Linked DNA regions of Homo sapiens: region 2 is linked to region 1. Evidence: chromatin loops called from intact Hi-C (ENCODE). Cell type or tissue: HepG2. All regions are shown on one strand.

The links. Peaks named below come from ENCODE experiments on the same cell type or tissue, not always from the same donor. Only the 100,000 strongest peaks of a DNase experiment are listed, where the experiment ranks them.
Region 2: a loop joins it to region 1, with 1.9 times the contacts of the local background. A loop is called at or near these places in 2 of 110 quality-filtered maps.

The regions. Positions count from the first base shown.
Region 1 is chr7:128,006,626-128,014,625 of GRCh38, reverse strand. The region is part of intron 16 of SND1 (staphylococcal nuclease and tudor domain containing 1); the gene reads right to left. Among named protein-coding and RNA genes, the nearest start is that of SND1-IT1, 13 kb to the right of the region's middle. In HepG2, a CTCF peak has its summit at 4,029; no DNase peak of the experiment used is centred here.
Region 2 is chr7:127,903,340-127,911,339 of GRCh38, reverse strand. It overlaps SND1 (staphylococcal nuclease and tudor domain containing 1), which reads right to left. Exons shown (of 24, transcript NM_014390.4): 14 at 6,521-6,593. Among named protein-coding and RNA genes, the nearest start is that of SND1-IT1, 90 kb to the left of the region's middle. In HepG2, no CTCF peak of the experiment used is centred here; DNase peaks (open chromatin) are centred at 3,399 and 5,249.

The sequences.
Region 1 (8,000 bases):
GAAGCTGCACCACCAACTGCGCAATATGGGAGTCCTGTCTCAGAACTAGCTAAGGAGGACGACACAAGTGCTCTGCCTTCCCACCCGCCTTTGGGAAAGGGAGGCCAGCAGTGGACTGTTCGGGGGACAAGTGCCACTCCAGCTCCTTCTAGTGAGGACTCTTGGAGACAGTGCTTCTCAGCGCCAGGCTCGTATTATCAGCACTGTTGCTGTTAAAAATACCAGTGTAGATCAAATCTAGATGCTATATCAAATACCTTGCAATCTCTAGGGGTGGTGACAGGACTTCCTTCAATGCTTTAAAAAACATCCAGGAGATTCAAAGGTATACCCAGGATGACAGCCTCTAGACTCAAAAGGGAGGCAAGAAGACTTACTGATCAGACAGGTTTCTGATAGACAGGACAGTACTGCCACTGACTCCAGAAGCGCTTGTTGTACATGGTTGTGCTTAAGCTGAGTGACTGTTCCTGAAGTTTCATTCAGGTTCAGGAGGAGTAACTTCCAAAAGAAGTGGCCAGGTGTTAATTGACTGACTGCCCTGGAAAAACATAGGGAAACCCTCCTACAAGCAGGTCACTCTCCTCAGAGCCCCAGGCAAGGAAGGAGAGAGGATAGACTGCTCAGAGACCTGTGAATATCAAGTGGGAGAAACCAAGGCACAGAGAGATTACCCTTTATTCCAAAGGCAAGTAGTAAGAATATCAAATAGGTTATTTCTCTCTAGCCATTACCAGCTACAGGCTGTCCCTCATCAGTCACAGGCTGCTCTACAAGCAAACTTAGGCCGAGGTCTCCCCTGATCTAGAGCCCTGCCTAAGGAGGTGAGTGGTAGGCGGGGAGCATTACTGCCAGGGCTCCGCCTCATGTGAGATCAGCAGCAGTGGCATTACAGTCTCATAGGAGCTTGAACCCTATAGTGAACTGCACATGCGAGGGATCTAGGTTGTGTGCTCCTTATGCGAATCTAATGCCTGATGATCTGAGGTGTAACAGTTTCATCCCCAAACCATTGCCTCACCCGACCAGTCCATGGAAAAATTGTCTTCCATGAAACTGATCCCTAGTGCCAAAAAGGTTGGGGACTGCTGCTCTAGATCATCTCACAGTTTAGGTTCATAATTCCAAATGACTGAGAAACTAATTTTTAAATCTGAGGATTCCGACCCTTAGTGTAAAGGCATTCCCTGCCATAGCCCTTCGGTGATTCACATATTCATTAGTTTGCTTATTTAGAACCAGTATAGTGATCCGCACCCTGCCAGGTGCTGGGGAACGATGGAGATGAAAGACTTGGTCCTTGCCCTCAAGGCACTCAGCACTTGGGCGGACACAATGACAATGTGGTCTAAGAGTGGGAAGGTGGAGGTATATAAAGGGGGAGCACTCTGGAGAGTGATCCAGAGTCAGGAGAAGCCCCTGCCTCCTCCTGTCCAGAGTCCCATGAAGAAACACAGATGAGGCCACACAGTAGGCTTGTTCTTAGGACTGGGCTGAGGAAGCAACCCCCTCATTTGGAGTCTGGATGTAGCACTGGACAGTGTGGGACCAACGCTGACTCTGACTGTGTGAGGAAAACAAAGATGAGCCAGGCCCTTCTACAGAGGTGCAGGGGGTGACTTGTGCACTGGCAGGCACTGGCGGAAAGGGCTGTCTCAGGGGTCCAGGGGCAATGGGAAGGGAGGGTGTCATGCGAACCTTTGGGCTGGCTGAGTGACCTGGGCAGTCCATAACGCTTCCTCTGCTTCGGTATTGCTTAGCAAAACATAAACTATTCATAGCTTAATGTTTAGGTGTAAATCACAAAACCCCCCAAGAAAGAAGAACTAGCAGCCTACCCCTGAATGAAAAGGTGCTCAGCTAGGGTCCTGAGCAAGGATGTGGTATGTAAATGTAGCATGGAAGCTTCCAGCCTGAGCTCCAGAGCTCCATTTAGGTTGGCTGCAGCAAGCTGCTGCTCGTCCCACTTGCTGACCAGCCAGAGCAAAATAGTGCTTGGGAGTTGGAATAGGCACTGAAGACACAAAAGAGGCCTCATACACATACGGATGCAGAGCTGAGGGCATGTGGACTCCTGGGAATGGGGGGAGGTACAAGTTTCAGTCCTCTTGCCCCAGCTTTAGGCAAATACCGCTTGGCAAACTGCTGAGCACTCTTAAGGGACTGGGGCTTTCTTGTGGCATGTGTTACAATGCAGCTGCAGCTGTCTTCCATTGCCCTGGTGTAGCCAGAGAGGTCCATAGGATGGGACATGCAGTGCTGGCAAGTGATGAGGCAGGTAAACTCCAAGGTATAATAGCTCTCAGGGCGGTTACAGTGAGTTCATCCAGTGGAAGAGACAATATTGTCTAGTTGTACGCTCCTGAAGTCAGATTCCAGATACAGGTCTAATTTGATCTTTGTGCCATCCTGTCCCCCACCTACCAAGAGTCCAGATTACTCATGAAAACTTATCCAGAAAAATCAGGCTTAGGTTAGACAAAGTCCAAAGACAAAACACATCTTTTAGGGCATGGTGATCCAAATTTAATCCCCTAAACTAACTAGTGGTTCTCAATCTTAGTTCTACATTAAAATTGCCTGGGGAGCTTCAACATTAATATATATTTATATAAAATGTATGTATATATTTAAAACCCTTTTCTGATGTGAAAAATTCAAAATACTGAAAATAGGATACTAATGAACTTCCATATAACCACCATCCAGATCCAACAACTACCAAAGTTGTCATATTTGCTTCATCTCTATCCCCCTTTTCTTTGTGGAAGCATTTTAAAGTATATCCCAGACATGATGCCATTTTCAACCTTAAACACTTCATTTAATATGTATCTCTAAAAAATATGTTCATTTTCTTACATAACCACAATGCCATTATTATGCCTACCAAAATTATCAAAGTTATTCCTTGGTATCAACTAATAAATCTGGGGAAGTTAAAAAGCTGGTGCTTGATGAAGCCAGAATCTTTGGAGGGAGGCCCAGGCATTAGTAGCTTTCCTAAGCCTCCATACTCCATGATTCCAATGTGCAGCTGGGGTAAGAACCACTACCCTGATCCTGCTCTGGGATCTGAAGCAAGCTCTGCGAATGTCCTTTAGCCCCTGATCACATGTTACACAATAAAAGAGCCAAGGAAAACGTGACATGCCAGACAGGATGAAGAGAAGGAAAACAAAAGCATTAAAATGTCAGCAAGGCATAGAACTGAATCCTTTGTATACTACAAGGGCACTCTCTCCCCAGGAGTTGAGGCCCACTCACTTGAGCCACCAAATCCATCAAAGGTCTGAACACCAGGAACCAGGGTAGTTACCAGCTGCCTGGGCAGCTCACAGGGCCCTCAAGCACCTCTGCACTGGGCCAGTCTGCATCATTCCTCCACTCTATTTCTAGCTCTTCTTGCTTCTGTACACACTGTCTCTGTGGCCTAATATTCTGGCAAACTCTGAGCCTCAGCACCTGGTTTTAGAGAGGATTAATTATATAGGCCTGTGGTGTGTGTGTTTGGGGGTGGGGGGGACAGTGTGCGCCAAAACTTCTTGGGTGTTGGCACTGGGGTGTAAGTACCACAGTCTTCAATTTTACTTATTTATTTCATTAAAAAAATAACTAAACAAAACGTCCTGCAAAAAGATGAGGCTGTATCATTGTAGCTAAAAATACCTCTGCTGAGGGCGTCCGCTCACCAGCTCCTCAGTTAGAGATGCTACAGGGCCCTTTGTGAGCTGTGCAGTGTTGGCGGCTCCACAGGGGCTCTGGGGGGCTGGGGCCAATCCTTGGAGCAGTGACTAGTGACTACTGGGTAAAGGAAGGCTGGCAAACAGCCCTTGAGCCAGCATGGAGATCTGCATACTTCAGGTAACTACAAAACCCCTCTTGCTTTATGGACCCACTGCCTAAGCCAAGGAACCTCTTGCCTTCTTACGGCATCTCTGAGGATGCCAAAGTAATAGGGGACCAGTCTTGACTTCCCTGAGGTTCACATGAGTACAATAACCACCAGAGGCAGTAATGCCATGCAGTCTGGCTCATGGTGTCTCTGGTGCTGAACAACCTGTGGGTGGGGTGAGTGGTAACTAGACTCACTGGAAGCCTCTCCGTGGCCTCAGGAAAGGGCTGCTTTAAATGCAGGCTGACATCAGAAGGGGGAGGCTATGTGGAAGACAGGCTTTGCAATAAGGGCCTCTTTCTCTGGCTCTCTTTTCTTCATCCTCTTAGTACCCACAGGTCATTTAGTCCAAAACACTCATTTTTATTGGGGAAGATGAAGCCTCAGGGAGGTGAAATGATTTTGTCAAGGTCACAGAGATAGTAAATGGAAGAGTCAGGACTTAAACATGGGATTTCTGATTACAGGTGTAGTGCTTTGTTCCACTATACTGTGTCATCCTAATGAATGGATTCATTATAAGCATTCAACAAGTGTTGAAAGAGCTATGGGAAAAGGGATTTTCAGTTCAGGTGCCAAAAGGACCAAAGACTGTCAGGAGCGTGCTGCCTGGATGATCTGGGAATTCTGAATCTTGGCAAGTTCTGGGAAACTCAAGGGTCAGACTCAGCAACTTAATCAGATGTTCAGTGGGAACAGTGACGACTCCGCAGTCTGTGATCTTTAGCCAGAGATCCAAAGCCATTCCCTTCTTTTCTCTCTGGGAGTGGGAAACACTTGGTATTAGATTGACTAGGGGCTCTCAGGAGAAAAGGAGGCAAGGATAAGGACAAGGTTGTCTGACTTGATCCGGCATTGACTCCTTTCTCATTTCTTGGCATCGTGTGTGACCCTTATGAAAAAATGTGGAAGTTTGTGTCAAGAGCATGAGAGATAAGGGTCAAAAAAAAAAAAAAAGTTATTGAGAAAACACACTCACTGGCATGGGGGAAGGTGCAGACTTTTTCAGAAGAACACAATGCAAACCTAACATTGCCAGAATGCACAATGTGCAGGGGACTTGTCTAGAGTCCTATGCTGTCTAATAAGGTGGCCACTAGCCCCATGTGGCTATTTACCTTGAAATTATTTAAATTTTATAAAGATTCTATTAATCAGTTGTATAAACCATATTTCAAGTGCTCAATATCCATTACGTGGCTACTGTACTGGACAGCAGAGACAAAGGACATTTCCACCAACATAGAAAGTTCTGTTGGACAGCACTGGTAGAATCTGGTTGTCTTTTTCCATCTCTTGCTGCCTGCAATGAGTAGTTTCCGAAACCCCTTTGAGGATAATTGAACTTGGAAAAGCTAGAGGGTCCCATAATTCACTCTCCAACAAACCTACTAAACCTGGGCTCCAAAGAAGCTAACAGCAGCTGGGAGTATGAATCCGCCAGTGCACCAGGCTCACCAGGCCCTAACCCTTCTTTCCCCAGTACCTTGTCTGCATGTTCACAGCCACTCTGACCTTTGCATATTTTATTCAGTTTCTATTTTATGCTGTTTTAATTGATGTTTAATATAGCTTAACTTGTGTGGTGTTCCAAGCCCCTCACCAGGGGGCCGCTCATAGGCAGAAGCACAATTAATAGCAATCCTGAGAAAATTATGCCCTGTATCAAAGCTGTCATTGCACCATAAAAATGCTTATTATTACTATTGAATTCTACAGTCCTGACACCTCCCCATATTTACTAGGTAGCAGATAAACCTCTGTGTTTGTGCCTTCTCTACTCTACCACACCATCAGGACTAAATATAGCCCTCATGTCTATGTTTAGCTCCATTTAGCTGTGCTTTGGAAAAGGGGAAAAAAATCAGAGTTAATAAAATTAAATTGCTGGAAAATATGATTTGTTCCTCCCCCACTTGGACAACCCCTTAAAAGACGAACAGACATCACTGCTAACAAGAAGGGTAACCTGCCTCTGCTACAGGGTGGGAGAAACCCCCAGACCCTGACAGCATGGCATGAGTCCTGCATCAGCCTCATGGGAGAGTAGAGGGAGTGGGTCCAGGGGCATGGGATACCAGAGGAAAGGGATGGCACTCATGGGCCCACCCTGTGCCCTGCCTCAACTTGACCAGAACAGAGTGCTTGAGCTGGAGTCCCACCTAGGGAGTTCGAGGGCAATCGTGGATGGGCATTTTGACCTCCCCACAACTCTCTCAATTCAAAAATCAAAACAATGCAACCCCCCTCCAAAAAAAAAAAAAAAGGAAAGAAAAAGCCCCCAACCTGTAAGAGTTTAGCACTCCTTGGTTTCCTCCGGGCTTATCTGAAGCTTGGATTTGGCACGAATAGACAGCAGCTTTTCTACAACTACATATCAGGGAAAGCGATGGAAAATTCCAGGTCTGTCAGACACCTGTACTCCTCCTCTAGCACACGTTCTCAATCTGTGTGCAGTTATCTTTGCAACCCTGTCTAGGAGGAGTTTCCTTACAGAAGGCCAAAGCCCTGGATGACTTCTCTAACTTAGGCTCCCATCCTTTTCTCACTAAAATAATACAATTTAAAGAGAATGCACCCGCTTACCTCTTCTGTCTGCCTCCATCACATCACCTACTCCCTTTTATATGCCACTGTCATATTCTCAAATTATTACTTGTACTTCAGGTGGATGATGAGGCTGTTGTCTGGGAGGCACTGTGGGGATAAAGGTAAGAGCAATACAGTAGGAATGTGGAGACTGGCTCTACCATGAAATTTACCATGTGAAAGTGCACATCAAGTGATGAACTTCTTCATGCCTCAGTTTTCTCATTTACTGTGAAATGTTTGGATTGGACTATATAACCTCTAGATCCCTTCTATCTATGAAAGGCTATAATTCAGTATTATGAAGGCTGTATGCTCAAGTCCTTGGAAACTGAATGGGTCATACTCACTTCTATTTATAATTTGGTTTTTATCTTTGCACTCAATGCTCTTTGGAGAAATGTAGATTTCCATTCCTAAATTTTTCTAACCAACAAAGGAAAAGCTCTATTTTAGTTTGTTTGACAAAGAAACGTCTATAACTAGATTGAGTTTCCCATATAATATTTGCTTTGCCTTCTTCCATCTTTGCCTAAAAAAGGAGTTTCTAAAAAACCAGAAATGCTTTCTGTACTCAGGCATAGCAGGAATGAGGCTGCCTTGGCTGAAGGAAGAAGATGGTGCATATCTGGAGCCCCAGTGGAGCAGGACTATTTGCCATCTGCTGCACTAGTTGCCTCGTCTCCATATCAGGCCTGGTCTGTAGTTTGCTGCAAATACTAGGAGCCGAGCCACTTCCCACCCATGGCAAGCCTTGAACCCTTTGTATTCTGGCTGCCAAGATGATCTGAAAGCAGGGAGCCACTTTTCAGCTTAGGGAAAAACATGTGCATTAAATGGAAGTAGATTCTTCTTTTCCCTCCCTCTTGCCACTCCCAGCCATTTTTAAAGCTTTATACTAAAAAGGAGGAAGATCCGTCTGACAAAGCTGAGGAAGATGATGGAATTGCCAGGCCAGAATGGTTTATTAATGATCCATGGGAAAAAAAACAATTGTCCTGCTGGCAGCTTCACATGTAATTAACCAGCTTCACAGAGAGCTGGCTGCCTTCTCCAGGCCTGGCATCCGCATACTGCAGAGCTACCTGACACAGCAACACTGGGTTTCTAACAAAATCTCGCTACTGGGAGAGGGGCATCTAAAATAGTGACCTCAACCCACTCGGCGCTCAGGAAACAAGACTGAGATGGCAGTGCTCCTCCGGAGAAGGCTGGCTGTGTGCTCGGGCTGACACAAAGACTGCGACCTCCATGCTGGCAACAACCAGCCCTGGGAACTGCCACTCCCACTGCTCACCATTAACTGCCCACTCAGGTAAGTGGCTGAGCAGGGTTCTCTTCCAGGTAGCCCTCCAAATGCAGCCTCTCTGCCAAAAGTCTACATAGGCAGGAGTTTCTGGGAATTGGCTCACTTTATGCCACAGCAGCAAACTTCAGCACTGATGGGAGTTGAGAGGGCCTGGTGACCACACTGGGTGTGGGGGACAACAGTTGCTTCTGTGTAAGAACCAACAAC
Region 2 (8,000 bases), 100 kb after region 1:
GAGAAAGAGTTTGAAGTTTTTTCCAAAGTCTGGGAGAAACTTACGAGGTGGCTGCCACTTTGGCATCAGAGGTTGTGTGCCACAGAGGTGATGGCATGTTTCTGTGCAGTGAGGATCCAAGCCAGTCACCTGTACATTGTAGTCCAACTAGAGTTCAATAAACTTTGCTTGAAGAAAGAAGAAGAAAGAAATAGAGCAATAGCTTTTCCTAAATTAGTGACAACTTGAGCTACGAAACACAACAGGGAGGCAAGGAAGCCACCAGGATAACCCAACACTCCCACCAACCATGGCTTCCAGGCAAGGGGCCAACCATATTTAGAGAGGACACACTGCCTGCTCTGGAGAGCAAGTTCTGCAGACAGTGAGCTGGCTCTTCCAGAGTTCCTTTGGGATTTTCTCGGATACCAAATGCAGAGCCCAGCAGTGGAGCCAGCAGCTACTGTGTGAATGAAGCTCCAGTGCTAGGCAACCCCTCCAGGTCACAGAAACCCACCCGGCAGAACCATAGGCCTTGATGTTGTGCCATCTGTACAATAACTTAGACTGCAGTTGGCAAGAGAGACGTGAGAACATGATGTAGGGCCATGATTTTAGCCAAGTGGGGTAAAAAAGGGAAGGGCTATTTAAAACAACAAAAAACAAATACACTCAGAGAGCATTTGTGCCATCAAATACCAGAGACTAGAAAAAACAGAAAGCTGAAAGGAACATTAGAATCATATGAGGGTAAGAAAAATAAATCTAAACTAGGTGGGCCAGAAAACATATAAGAAAAACTGCAATTTAACACAGACCTAACTCATAAAGCCCCTGGGTGATTTTGCTCCTTTTACCTTCTTCAGACTTACCAGGCAAACCACTTTTTTCTTTTTTTAATTCTCTCTTTTTTTTTGAGATGGAGTCTCACTCTGTCACCCAGGCTGGAATGCAGTGATGCTATCTTAGCTCACTGCAACCTCTGCCTCCCAGGTTCAAGCAATTCTCCCTGCCTCAGCCTCCCAAGTAGCTGGGATTACAGGTGCCCGCGACCACGCCTGGCTAATTTTTTTGGTATTTTTTAGTAGAGATGGGGTTTTGCCATGTTGGCCAGGCTGGTCTTGAACTCCTGACCTCAGGAGATCCGCCCACCTCAGCCTCCCAAAGTGCTGGGATTACAGGCGTGAGCCACCGTGCCTGGGCTTTTTAAAACTCTCTTTAGCCAAAAAGAGTAATAATTTTTTTCTTATGCTTCCATCAAGGCCTAAATATTAATAAAGAGCTAAGGAAAGGTAACACCTACAGAAACCTCAAAGAAAGGATGACAGTGCTATTAAAGTTTAAGAGGGCAATGAAAACCAGAAACTGAAGGCAGAGGTCAGGAGCAGATGCTGGAGAAAATCCAACCCTGTCTACCAATCTATTTCTTATCTATTGATTTAATCTTATCTAACTGTTTTAAAGGAACACTTCAATCCTTCACATTAGCAAGTCAGAATCCTACTGGTCAACTCTGTAAGACTTCGTTTCATGAATAACAGGGCCCCAAATGTCTGACCTTCTTCCCCTGTGCCCTGCACCTTCCCCAAAGCTAGTCACTGGATCATTCCAAACCATGGCTTAATTTTTAGGCTAGGGTGGTGGCTCATGCCTATAATAGCAATACTTTGGGAGGCCAAAGTGGGAGGATCACTTGAGGCCAGGGGTTTCAGATTGGCCTGGACAACATAGCAAGATCCTGTGGGTGTGATGGTGTGCACCTGTAGACCCAGTTACTCAGGAGGCTGAGTCAGGAGGATCACTTGAGCCCAGGAGTGAAAGGCCACAGTGAGCTATGACTGTGCCACTGTACTTTCAGTCCAGCCTTGGTGATAAAGTGAGACTCCGTATCCTTAAAAAAAAAAAAAAAATCAGAAATACTACGTATTTCTAACAAAATCAGTCACGGAGAAAGGTGGTTATAAAAAAGTGCTATGTGACATGAGCATGAAACCAAGCCATGATGTGATTAAACGTCCAAAGGAGCACAGCAGCAGTTAACAGATTAAAAAGACCCATGGATTAAGAGAGTAAATACTGTAATAGTGAAATTAACAGAGGAGCTGTCAGGACTACATAATATGAAATGGCAGAATATATTCAAAAGAAGACAATCCCTATTCTGGGACTTTCAGAAATAAGACTGAAGAGGATGCTATCTTCTTGTACCATCAAACAAACATCGTAACTCCTCATGCACAGAGGACAGACACAAAAGGAAAAGGACAGAGAAGAAAACTCAGATATACACTATGACTCATTGAGTCCTACTCCCATATAAGAGGAAGATGGAGAAGTGGAGGTAAAGGTAAATGGTAAAATCAGCACTCGCAGGGCTGGCTGCAACTTGAGGAGTGGGGAGCTCTCTCTAATCTCAGAACCATAATTGATTTGTCTGATCTACCAGAACAACAGTAAGCCATGTACCAGCCCCATTTTATTGCCTGTTTTACACTCTGTATCTGCAGGAGATTGTATTTATTACGGAGCAGGCTACAGCAAAAACAATAATAAACCTAAGATAAAGAACAGCTGAGAAACCTGAGATAAAGAACACTGACACACATACTCCAATTTTTTCTATGCTGGTGAGGGAGGGAGCTCAGACAGGATCAATGAAAAACAAAACCAACTAATAATGAAAACATGTATGTATGAAGTCAGTCACCACAGAACCATCCTTCAAATCAAGTAAGACCTAGTACCAAGTCGGTCAAATTCTCAGCTGGTTCTACACACTCTGGAACACCCTGGCTTGAAAGGAAACTAGACTATGATAGAAATGGCAGCAGTGGCTGGTACTTCTAATAGCCCAGTTCCTACTCTGTGAAAAATTGGAAATAACAAAAAACCAGTAACTTCTTCAGGATCTAAGGTACCAGCTTGGGAGTATGTAATTTTCTTCCTTTAGTGGTTACCCTAAAAATAGGTGTAAGAGACGCAGATGGGTCAACACGCACGCACACACACACACACACACACACACACACACACACACACACATTTATTATTATTTTTTTTTTGGTAGAGATGGGGTCTCACTACACTGACTACAAGACCAAGTTGGTCTTGCATTCCTGACCTTAAGCAATCCTCCCACCTCGGCCTCCCAAAGTGCTGGGATTATAGGTGTGAGCCACCACGCCCGGTCTAGAGGGCCAAATTTTTTATCAAAGCCCTAGACAAACTGGGGGTTCATTCAGTTGGTGTTATATGCAGATGTTCTGTCCATCTTATGGACAACTCAAAACTCAGTTGACCTTGACATCAAAACCCATCTGTAATAACAAACAAAAAGGCCGGCTTATTTGGCCACTACAGAGGCTGGTATCTTACGTTCTAAGCCATAAACCTCACACTCCTGTGCTTAGATGAGTCACTTCCAACCATAAGCAATCAGCCAAGCAGGTCTTGTATTTGCTAGGTCTTCATACAAAAGCATTTTAACGCACTCTGACCTTTACTCTGTGAAATCATTTTTTAAACAGCAAGAGAAGAGATCATGGAAAAGGAGTAGAAACTCAACCCCTAAAATGGAGGCAGTTAACACTAGAACAAAATTACAGGTTATTTGCTCCACCATTATGATATAATCTCTTCCATACAACACATTTCTTAAGAGTGTTTAGGAGACAGAATGTGCACTTAAGCATGTCTTTTTCCTCACCAACAATGTGTACTGGGATGGAGAGGAGGGTGGTGAGAGATATTATGCACAAACACCAGTTCATTGTAAATTATTTTGGCAGATATTGCCTACACTGTCAGCTCAACAAAAACCTCCATTTATCATGGCCTGCAACTAAGAGGGGGATCAATCTGGGGCAGTAGGTAACACAGTTAAAGATTAAAAAACAATTAAGAAACCTCTGTGAAACCATTACGTATATGTGCATTACATTGTCTTTTTCCCTGTTTATTTTTCATCTGGCTGTAAGCCGTCTGCCCATCTGACCTCACACCTGTCCCACAGACAGCAAAATTGCCAGCATGCTTCAGGAAGCAGAAAACCCATACATCTCACTTAAATTGAACAAGGGCACCCAACATACACACAGACTTAACACTGTGATGGAAAGAAGGGAAGAAGGTGGGAAAAGACAAAACTCCTCTATTAAAGAGGGCACCAAAAAAACTGCACTCTTAGGTGAATAATTTGTGATTCAGGCAGACAAGGTCATATCTGACATCCATTTAAATCGAGCAGCTTTTTCACTTTCAGTCTCCCACTTGCTCAAGCTTTACTCTTTTATTTATGTGGTGACTGAGAGAAATTTAATTGGCATTTATGTTTAACTTAAGAGCAAACCAATCCTCCAATACTGAGACAGAAAAGATAATAAAAATTGGTATGAAACTGAGCTAGAGTTTAAGGGGGAATTGGTGGGGTAGGAACAAAAGTAAATAAATAAATGAAGACAAGTTTCACAAGACCCACTGCTAATGACAACGGAAATAAAGGAATAAAAAAAGCATCAGAAATCATCAAGGCAGGAGGCAGCATAAGATTCAGAGACAGCAATAAAGATCTTTAGGATACCACACTGAGGGGTGTGGAGAGGACAACCCTGAGACTGGTGTGCCTGAACCTCAAAACCTCCTTAGAGTTGCTTCACCTCACTGTTGGTGCCAAATCAGAACTAGAAATGAACTCAGGTGGGCCCAAGGAGAGAGCCTATCCCTAAGGTTGAAATCAGCTTCTGGAAGGCCCTGGAGTATGGGCCCCACATAAGTTTTTGGATGGGCATATTTGGCCCTTTGTGTAGACGGGTTTTCATTGCATTTTCCAAAGCACTTATAACTTTTTTCTCCTGCTGAGGAACCACCAAAAATTTGCCCTTTTATTACTATAACAGCTTTACCAAAAGACAAATATTAAGGAAAGCATTGTTGAGAATGCCATGCACATACATAAAAATATTAGCAATATATATGCAAAGAATAACTCAGCTGGGTAAGCTACACAGAAAACAGGCCAAGTAACATCGCACTGGATGAGTTACACCTGTTAAAAATGAACATTAGCAGATACACCATAGTTACCTGTGGCTCAAAGGCCATTAGCTACAGGTTTCTGGGCTTCTCAGGATTCTAAGCCACAAAAAGTGCATATCACTTTACTTCACCCACTTAACAGAGGCCCCAACCTGTAGACTGAAGTCCAGTTAACATGTTGTAGGTAACATTGTTTAACCTATAATCTGCAGTGACTGGTTATAGAGAAAGAAAAGCTCAACAGAGTCCCATTGTTTAAGATGAGCAGGAAACCACTACACCTAGGCAAGGGGGAGCCTGCCAGACACATTTGTAGCAAGCAATCACCAGGAGCAACAGAAAAAGCCTCCACCAGGCCTGGGCACACCACATAACAGGAAGATAATACACTCTGATTCATCTCTCCTGCAGCCTAGGCTGAGCTCTAGCACTTTTGTTTATACTAGTATTTTCTTCTCAGGGCCCAAGGCAAATTCCCTGAGTGCCTAAGCTAAGATTTACCAGCTCTTCCTCCTTCCATCTACCCTGGGCTTCATCTCCCCTGGGCATCTTCCCTATGCATGGCACAGACCTGATCCTCTCTTTAACCATTAGTGACTGTGGTGTTGAAATGGATGGTATGTGTCTTGGCAACAGAGAGTGCCTTTCCTGGCCACCTGATCAAAATCAGCACTTACACCACTCACTATCCCCTCGGCCAGTTTTACTTCTCTTCACAGTAGTTTTCGCTACCTGACATTGCAACTGCCTCCCTTTCCAACTTGAATGCAGGGACTTCAGTAGTTTTCTTCATTGTTATATTCTCAGAGCTTAGAGCAATTCCTGGCATACAGCAGGCACTCAACAAATACTTGTTGACTAAATGAATAAACTAGCTCAACTATCAAACGGATCTATGCAGCCAAAGAGACCCTAAACATTCAAAGGTAAAGTCCTTACAGTTAAAGAAACATTTGGACACAGCCTATTGGGAGCTCTAAAATATTGGTGCCATTGATTCTTCTTTATTATCTATATGTAATTATCTCAAAGGATGTTCATACATTTCTCCATTCTGTCCCACTTACAGGCAAGCAGAGGAACAAGAGGTCATGAGGAAATCATGATGAATTCATATACTTCTCCTGAAATCTATACTTGACCTTTTGCTACTAAGACTTCCCACTCACAGCAAGAACTGGACAGGGGTTTTAAAAAGAGGCAATTTTATTTTAATACAACCAAGAAGAACTACCTTCCAAACTCAAAATACAGTAATTAAAAATGAAAAAGCAACATAGAAACAGTTCAGGTAAAGAAAAAGAATGAAGTTAATTCTGCTTTTCCAGATAATAAAACAGGCTCCCTATAGATACCTAAGTAGATGCCCCGGGGTGGGGAAAAGTCACAGTCAGTGCCTGAAAAGGAGCGAGCTAGAGAAAATACATAAGCTGAAGTCCTTCAGCAAATATGCAGACACGCTCTTGAGCCTCTGAGCCACACAGCTTGATTCAGGGACTCGACTCACCCCAGATATATCTGCAACACGGTGGATAGGCACTTCCTTCTTGCTATGCAATCCTTTGCCATTCTTAATAGCTCTGTTAAGGAAGAAGAGAAAAACCGATTAAAACAAGAATCACAATGGGAAGGGGTAGGAGGGTGCAAAAATGAAGAGAGAAGCGAGGGTTGTTAAAGTGGGGATGTATGACTACACAAGTCACACTGTACACTGCTGAGTAGCCAGTCTGTGCAAGAGGATTTGGTGGAGGGGGGATTATAAAGCTGCTCTTCTCTTAAGCCCTGTTACCAGCACTTGGCTGCCAGTTTCCACTAACAGTGTGCTTAGTAATCAGAGGGCTGCCTTACTTGTTTTCAAATTAAAGGCATTGTTCCAGGCACAAAAGAAGAATCAGTTAGAGGAGCACAGGCCTAAGAAACAGAAGTAATAACATTTCTTTCCGTGTTTAATCACATGAAACATTTTAAATGCAAAATATGTGGCTAGTGTTCCAATTCTAATGGAAATAAGTTCCTCCCAGGTAAAAAGATAAGTTGCCCTGAATGGAGCAATACTGTAGAGAAAAGTCATGTAACAGTAGGAAAAAAAATTAGCAAATGCTACATAACTGACATTAAGTCTCATTTTCAATCAGTCTTAGCTATAATAAGAGGGGATTTAACAGGGAACTCTGGGACTCTGCCAACCTCAGCCATGGGTTGGTTTGCTCTAATCACCCAGTCCTCTGAGTGGTAGCTCTGGGGACAGAAGCCTACGCCTCACTAGGTACGATCACTGGTATAACAATGAAGGACCACAGAATAAAAGCTGACTGGTGAATTACTTGGTCTGTACACTGTTGGATAAGGCCTTCTTGTGTACTGCCAGCCTGCAGACATCAGCAGGTAAGAGTTCTGAGCTTAGAGATAGAGAACTAGAGATTAGGGGATGTTCCCACAAATCTTGTCTATGGAGACTCAACTTTTTAGGGTTTTTGAATTCCAGAGGAAGTGTTGAGAAAGCTGCCCAGCCCAGGGCCAAATGTCAGGGACCCTCACACTGTCAGCCACATTTCCACCTCTTCCCTTTCAGGAACTCACTCAAGGAGCAGAGGTAGAGGACACACTTCTGCAGGGGTTACTTTCAGGGTCATCACTTTCTAAAGTAAACCCTCATAAGCCAAATTGGGTGGGTTTTGCTCAGTGCTAGGTAGAATAGTCTTATTTCTTTCACACTTGGGCTTTTATCATCCACCTGAGCCCCCTTGCTTCATCCCAGGGGATGTGTCCCTCACTCAACTCATCTGAAATGCTTCTGGTTCAGAAACAACAAAAGTTTTCCTACTATCTAGTTTCTACTCCTTGATGAGGGCAAGTACTGAATTAACAAGAAAATAAAAATCATACCCTCTCTCTCACTCTTATCTGAAATGCTAACTGAAAGACAGCACTTCCAAGCTCCTTGAATCCCGTGGCTTCTTCTGAATTTGAATCAAGGGCTTCAGCTT